3 separate regions of the Mus musculus genome follow, and all the other regions are linked to region 2. A link is a loop called in an ENCODE intact Hi-C map of the cell type or tissue named here. Cell type or tissue: heart. All regions are shown on one strand. Region 1 has its middle 30 kb from the start of Sertad2. Region 2 overlaps Gm46272 (predicted gene, 46272). Region 3 overlaps Aftph (aftiphilin).

What was found. Peaks named below come from ENCODE experiments on the same cell type or tissue, not always from the same donor. Only the 100,000 strongest peaks of a DNase experiment are listed, where the experiment ranks them.
Region 1: a loop joins it to region 2, with 3 times the contacts of the local background. A loop is called at or near these places in 2 of 42 quality-filtered maps.
Region 3: it touches region 2 in a loop (2.6-fold over the local background); 2 of 42 quality-filtered maps call a loop at or near these places.

Annotation. Positions count from the first base shown.
Region 1 is chr11:20,660,446-20,662,945 of GRCm38, forward strand. No RefSeq gene overlaps it. Among named protein-coding and RNA genes, the nearest start is that of Sertad2, 30 kb to the left of the region's middle. In heart, a CTCF peak has its summit at 1,382; a DNase peak (open chromatin) is centred at 1,447; H3K27ac peaks cover 1,090 bases.
Region 2 is chr11:20,741,784-20,744,283 of GRCm38, forward strand. Gm46272 (predicted gene, 46272) reads left to right here. Exons shown (of 1, transcript NR_168691.1): 1 at 1-1,606. Among named protein-coding and RNA genes, the nearest start is that of Aftph, 1.5 kb to the left of the region's middle. In heart, a CTCF peak has its summit at 1,031 (motif pointing left); no DNase peak of the experiment used is centred here; H3K4me3 peaks cover 1,041 bases; H3K27ac peaks cover 1,036 bases.
Region 3 is chr11:20,690,081-20,692,580 of GRCm38, forward strand. Aftph (aftiphilin) reads right to left here. Exons shown (of 10, transcript NM_001290545.1): 9 at 2,385-2,500. Among named protein-coding and RNA genes, the nearest start is that of Gm46272, 49 kb to the right of the region's middle. In heart, a CTCF peak has its summit at 1,141 (motif pointing left); no DNase peak of the experiment used is centred here.

The DNA of each region.
Region 1 (2,500 bases), 81 kb before region 2:
CCCCAAAGAAAGGAAGAGAAGGGGAGGGGCAATGAGGGGCAGTGAGGGGGGAAGGGGCAGCAAAGAGGGAGGGGCCGTGAAGGGGGTCTGGCCAGAAGGATTTGTGTCGCTGCAGCTCCTCCTTTGAGTGGTTGAGGACTCTTGAGAGAACTTTGAGTGGTTGAGGACTCTTGAGAACTCTGGAGTTCTTCAAGCCTGGAAACTTACTAGGCCATGTTGGTCCAGCCCCAGGCCTGAAAACCAAATATTAGATTCTGCTTCTCCTGTGCTCTAAGAACCACCCCCCTCCCCCCATCACCCCCGGCTTCCCTGGAGTCCAGGCCAGAGCTCTCATGACCTTTGTGGACTGTGCAACCTTGTCCAGTCCTTCACCTGGCCTTTACTCCACTCGCTTCCCTCCTGCCCCCGCCCCAGCCCTACTGCAGTTCTTCTTGTTCAACAAGAACGCAAATGCAAATCGCCTCATTCCCTTCACCCAAGTGACCTCCCTAGGACCTGCCTAAGGTAGCTGCCAGCTCAGTAGCTCCACTTTTCCTCATAACGGAGCTCCCGGAGCTTAGCCAGTGCTTATATCTCTCTTGAGGAGTATAGGACCCTGAGAGGCCTGGACACTGTATGCTACGGGCAAGGGGCTAGGCAGGTCTGGGACCTGTCCTCCATCATCCCACAGGAAAGGGCAGAAAGACATGTAGTTGAGTACGTGGTTCCTAACCGCCTCTCTGTGCTGGGCTGTGGTGGGTTTTGTTTACTCCTATCTAATCATCCCTATAGCTAGATAAGCACATTGATTCTGGCCAGCGCCTGTCTGAGGGCCTCCTGCTTGGTGCCACATTGCTTTCCATGGTTTTCTTCTTCCCCACGATAGGTGGTCTAGCTTCCAGCTGGGCTGAGATCAGTACTTGATAGAGGAGAGGCAGCTCTGGGAGACTGAAAAGTCCATTCCTGAGGGAGGCGGAGCCTAGGTTGGGGGGCACACTGTGAGGACGGGGGGGGGGGGGGGGGGGGGGAGGAGGGAAATGCGATGAGAAAGCAGGAATGGTGTAAGGACAGCCACCCAGAAGGAAGGAGCCCAAAGACATCAGCTCAGGCTAGGTAAAGGATTGAAATACTGATTTTTGTTCTGTAGGTTCTGGGAATACAACTCTCCTTGCATGGAGAGCACTTGCCATCGGAGCCACCTTCTCAGTCTGGAAAATCTAGTTTTAAGATCTTAATTAGACCCAAGAACTGAATCTAACCTTTCAATTAGGCAGTACTTCATCCCAGGAAATAGAAGAAATCACTTTTCTGCACAGAGAGGGACTGAAGCAAGCAGGAAAACAACACCAACTTTTCTGTTGCTCTTGTTTGTTTGCTTGAGAGACAGGAACTCATTGTGGCCACTAGGGGCAGCCTCTGACAGCTGTATCTGGGTGTCACGTCCTCCCTCCTGTGCTCAGCACTTTTCTGAGCTACTAGAGGACCCTCTGTCACATGCCACAACTCCACTATGCCTTTCCCACCGTCATGGTCCCAAACCTTCCACGACCATGAGACAGAGGACTCCTTCTTATGTTATTTCTCTGGGCATTTGGCCATAGAGATGTGACGATTCCCAGTACAAAGACCCAGAAATTACTGCTTGTGTACATCAGAAAAGGCCATGGGGAGTATAGGGATCCGCCCAACGTTTCACCCCCTCCTCACCTTTAGCTCAAATGCTACTTCTGACCACCTCATCCCCACTATCTAAACCCAAGGCTCCAAAGCCTCAGGGTACCATTTCAGAATAGCAGACAGAGGACTCGGAGGACTCGAGGGGAGCATCTCTTATTATTACACAAGCCTTGTGCTGGCTAGGCTGGAAGCAAGGGTCCACCCTGCACCTCCAGTAATCAGCAGTACTGTGTGAATGTAGAAGAAAGAGAGCCTGGGTCCTTGCCCCTGAGGCGGTATTAACTAAGTCTAACTCGTGTCCTCTGCATGTCTCCCAGACCTTATCTTCTTTCTGTTCACCTTCTTCCAAGCAGGGAACTGCCAAGTAACCCCTCTCCCACAGTCTGCACAACACCCTCAAGGACAAGGTCCCTGTGGCCACCTCAGACCCTGGGATGTTTCTGACAAGCATATCACTCCCTTCCTTACATCACCCCTGCCCTGCAGACATTCTTGCCACACCCCTGCTGGCGCATTTAGCGCCATCAGAAGTACTCTCATCCTTACTTTGTTTCCTGTTCTCTTTTCTATTCTTCTCTGGCACATAGGAGTGTGCCCCTGACAAGAGACATCTTAACCAGGCCAGCAAGCCTCTCAGAGAGCAGGTATCTGTACTTACCCGAGGGGAGAACAATACCTACTCTCACCCCAATACTGACTAATGTCGTATTTCTGACCAGCTCTTTGGTTAGGAATGGGACCTGGTATACTTCACATAGAATAAGGGATGTGATATTTGTGTCCTACACATTCATGATCACATGGCTGAACAGTAGCATAGATTGATTGTTCAGGAAAAGGATTT
Region 2 (2,500 bases):
ACTCACTGAAGTGTGGGCTGGGGACGTCCTCCCTCCCCTCCCGACCCTCTGAGGCAGCGCTCCGGGCCACAGACCTGAGCTTCTCTCCGCCCAGTACTTTCCCGATGAGCCGGGGAGAGGGTTAAGTTCCGCCTTGGAATAAAACTGCAGACGTATGGAAATACGGAACCAGATCTCTGCTGAAAAACCGGCTGGACAACATTCAGCAGCTTGTCCTTTTTGCCCGGAATAAAAGACTTTCATTCCCTTCCCTTTTTATGTAAGCCAACAAAAGAGGAAGCTGTTATTTAACAAACGAGAAGTGATTGTCCTACTTAAGACGAGAAGTCAGCAGGCAAACTAACAAATGGTCTTCTACAAAAATCAGTCCAGAATTGTGTTGGTGTTTGGAGAAGATGATCATTTTCATACATCTTTCCAATCAACTTGTGCATTTGAGCGATTCTATACAATAGAGGTCATAAGAGGTTTTTGTTTCCATCGGTTCCTGAGCAATTGGTCTTTTTTTAATAACATCTCCCCGTCCTTTATTATGACTCTGTTAGAAACCATTCCACTGTAAAACTCAGACAAAGCTGCAGGATTTTTATTCCTGTCTCAGACGGTGAACCCTGGACTCTACCCTACAAACCCTGAGCCCTGCCGGGTTCTCTTTCTGCCCACGCTGAATTATTTAAAATAGTTCCCAAACCGCAAAGCTCAGCAGTAACCGAAAGGAACAAGGACTGAAAACACCCGTCATCTCAGAGAACTGTCTAGCCCTTTGACTGGAGGAATTACACACGTTGAAAAAGATAAGGACAATAGCAATTCATCATGGTTTATCCTGCCTCTGCAATGTTCTAGACAAATTAACTTGAAGAACTAAAATAGACCCTCATTTGTCTCCTCACAATTCAGTCATTGCAAGATAACAGAGACTGCATTGCTGCTTTGTGGTTATGCTGAATATTTTTGTTATTGGCCAGTCACTGAAGTGAGAAAAATCTATATGGCTTGTCAAATTTATTCCTTTTGTATTTCGCCCCCTGCTGGTGTAGCTCGTGTGCAAATTAAAAAAAAAAAGTATGTCACTGTAAAACATGTTTATTGTCTGAGAATGAAAGTAAAAAAAAATGCGTGTAAAACTGAAAATTAATTTATTTCAGACAAACATATGTTTGTTTTCACTTGATAAATCTACCAAATAAGTACTGACTAAGATCCGAAGGAAACGTTTGAATGATGATTTTCAAATAATTTAAACCAATCAAAAATGTTTAATATAGTGATTCTAAACATTAAAAGGAAACCGTGCAGTTTGGGAAAGTATCTTCCCGATTTCACAAATTATATGATTACCAAATGATTATCTTTGTTAGGTAAGTGAAGAGGCTAACTCTGTTTACTTAATTTTTTTTTTTTTAAATCCATGGAAGCTGAGTAGCTATTTGTTCAAATGACTTGGGAGCACAATCAACCTACCTGTAATTGGATACTCTTACATGTGATTATGACATTTGGCATCAAGAAAAGAAAAACGCCTGACCACTTCTAATTTTTTCTCCTATTCAGCCTTGTTAAACAACTGAAATCATAATAAATAGTAAAGTTTATACTTATATTACCCCTTTTAGTCAAATGTTACATTGTAGTGCTATTGTTTACCTCTTAGACACTCAAATTTCTTTGACCTCTAAAAGCTCTTCCAGGGGGGAGGCTCTGTGAATCATACCTTAAGTAGAGAAACCTGCATCACACACAACACAGAGGGAAAACCCCTGGTTTTCTACTTTTATTTTGAACCAGGTTCTCCTATAACCCAGGCTAGTTCTCAGCCTGTAAACTAAAGAGGATCTTGAACTGATCCCCTATCTCTACCACCCAAGTGCTGTGATTACAGGTATGTGTCACCATGTCCACTATTTTTAAATTTAATGAAGTAGATGAACTACCTCTACAATAAAGACTTTAGGAGCCCAAAGAAAGCAATAGGAGAAGACACTGGAAGATAGAAGCTCAATGCTTATTCACTGGAAGAATGAAGGAGTTTCACCCTGTTGCTGTACCTCAGGGACTTTCCAAGTTTTCTTTAGTGTCTGAAATCCAATCCCTGTCCCTTCCACTCTAAGGCTGCTCTCATGGCTGTCCCTTCTCTAAGTATTCACTAACAACAGAGCCCCCAGAAGACTGCTGGTGAAGTTCCCTGCTCTCTCTGGATGGATACTCTAACCATACCAATTCTCTTCCCTCTCAGAGCTCATAGTGAGCCTCACACTTCTGCACTTAAGCCTGGGATGCCAGCATTCCAGCATTTTATTCTCTGTTGTCAGAAAGAGAAACAGCTTGGACTATGAACAAAGAATTATCTTTGAGACAGAATAGACCAGGTGTGAACCTCAGCAACAGCCCAGAATCTTACTAAGAACCTTCCCCACCTGCAAAAATCAAAGAAGGGTCCCTACCTCACAGACCTGTTATCCAGAAGAGATGCACATTATAATGTATGTAAAATATCCCA
Region 3 (2,500 bases), 52 kb before region 2:
CTGAGACAAGAGTGTGAGGGAGGGCCCTCAGAGGGCTTAGCCGCACAGAGGCTTGCCTCCAACAAGCCTGACAGCTTGAGTGTGCTCCCTAGGACCCACATGGTGGAAGAGAGCACAGACTCCCACAGGTTGTTTTCTGACTTTCCCCTGTGCATCAGTGCTCAAGCACAGAACCCATCACCCCTGACAAAAAATAAACACGATTTTAGAAATAGAAAAAAGAGAGAAGTATTCCACGTCAAATCTCCTCCCCTAACCCAACTATGGTTTCTTCGCTCTCAGAGACAGAGCTTTGCTTTCTGGCCTAGGCTGGTCTCAAGTGCTCCTCCTGCCTCAGCTTTGAGTGCTGAAATTACAGGCTTCATCAGTATATCCACTGCAACTACCGCTTTAACCCTTTTTTATCCGCTAGCTCTTCATTCCACTCTACCTTTGATGTACTGTCAAGAGCCAAGACAATTTTGTTAACTTTTACTTAAAAAGAAATAAATCCTACAGACCAATACACACTGAGAAAGCCTTTTGGAATCATACTGTGTGCCGCCCGCCTGTCTTCCCCATACAACTAAGAATTGCTCACACTGCTAGGGCTGGAGCTCTGCTGTAAACATCTGCCCAGCATGCACGAGGCTTTCGGTTTGATTGGGGGGGGGGGAGAGAAGAAATAAAAAAAAATAACAACTTCTGCTCTTACAAAACAGAAACAAAACCACCACCTCACACTCCTCTGGTGATAGTTTATAACTTTAAATTCTAATAGTAACATGTGGTTATCTTTCTCACTATTTTCAAACAAAACCTTCTTCCAAATGAACCCCAAAGTTTGTAGCTTTTTTTCAGCTTACTTCATTTTAAATGTTCAAATGGGTCTGAGAAAATAGCCCAGTAGTAGAGTCTAGAGTCTGCAAGGCTCTGGGTTTGTTGTCTAGTGTCCTAACAGCAGAAAGGTCACATAATTATCACAGAGACTCTCTTTGGCAGCTACAACTTCCCTCCTAGATGTGTGCTGCAATTTTATTCTTTTGTTTCAGAAGATGCAGTAGCAACACGTTGGGCAGTACAGTCTGTCTAGGAGCCTTAAAGAAATGAAGGCACAGGGCTAACAACGTGGAGTAGAGCGCCTCCTACTGGCACAACAGTTGAACTCTCATGACTGCAGGGAAAGGGAAGCAGCAGTGGGACTGGCTCAGAAAGTAACAGCATAACTCCCACAACCAGGGTGCCAGCAGACGGCCTGCAGTGTCAGGGCCCAATGCAGGTCAGTGACAGCAATGGAGTGCACCTGTGGACACAAGGACCTACATGCTCCAAATCTATTTCCTGGAATGGTTAAAGGCACCTACAGCCATCAAATGAGTAACGGCAGCAGTCTTTAAAAATTATTAGTGTCTGCAGAATGGACACCTGTAGGGAATGAAGTAAAAGACACAACAATTCTTTAAGTCATGGTGGCATGGTGGCACACACCCTTAATCCCATCACTTGGGAGACACAGGCAGTTGGTTCTAAGTCCAAGGCCAGCTTGGCCTATATAACAAGTTTCATGACAGCTAGGGTTGTGCACCAAGTCCTTGTCTCAAAAACAAACCAACAAACAAACCAAAGAGATTGCAATCATTCAAGTTTAAGTTAAAAAGAATAAAAAAAATAAGATTTTTTTTAATAAAAGAATTAACTCTAAATGGTGTCTGTTATTCAATAGGAAATTCTAAAATTCCCAAAGTGGGCAACTGACACATACACATCTGGAAGATACAGATGGGTGATGATGATTTGGGAAGCAGAGAAGACAGCTGACCAATCAGCTCCTGCCCTGGCACTAGTGATGTCCTCCTGTCTGAACCACCTTCTACTAGGAACTGGCTTACCTGTGTTTAATTTGTCAAAGCACGGGTTACTTAACTGTGTTAAAGCCTAAGTATAAGGTCCACAGGACATTCCTTGTCTCTGGCTCTGACAGCAGAAGATAAGACTGTCCCTTGAGAGGCTCCCTAAGTTTGGTAAAGAAGTTGATGATAGCTCAAGTTAGGTGCACATAGTGAAAGTTCTGAAAATTAAAATATCTTTACTCTGTCTTAGCTTCAAAGTGAACACAGAGGCTAATGTAACCCCAGGAGAATAAAACTGGTTCTGGAAAATGCTTTCCTCCATAATTATGAAAGGATAGGGATGTTCCCAGTGGCACCAGAATCATCTTCTATGAGGGTGGGGAGAAGAAAACGTCATCTGTCAGTCATTTCCAACAAAACTCATCATTAAACATCCATTTGACATTCTCTAGGCTTTACGATACAGCGTAGCACACAAGCGCTGCCTCTTGCATACTTTGCTTGTGGCCATTTAAACCAGGATACAAAGTTAGGGCTAAGTTCAGGTTCATTTACCTGGTTGACGTGCTTGTCTTTTCCACTGTAGACATGAGCTTCGCAAATGCATCAGTCACTCTGAGGCTTGAGGTGGAGGTCTCCAGCTTAGCAGTTGTTAACTCATACAACTCTGG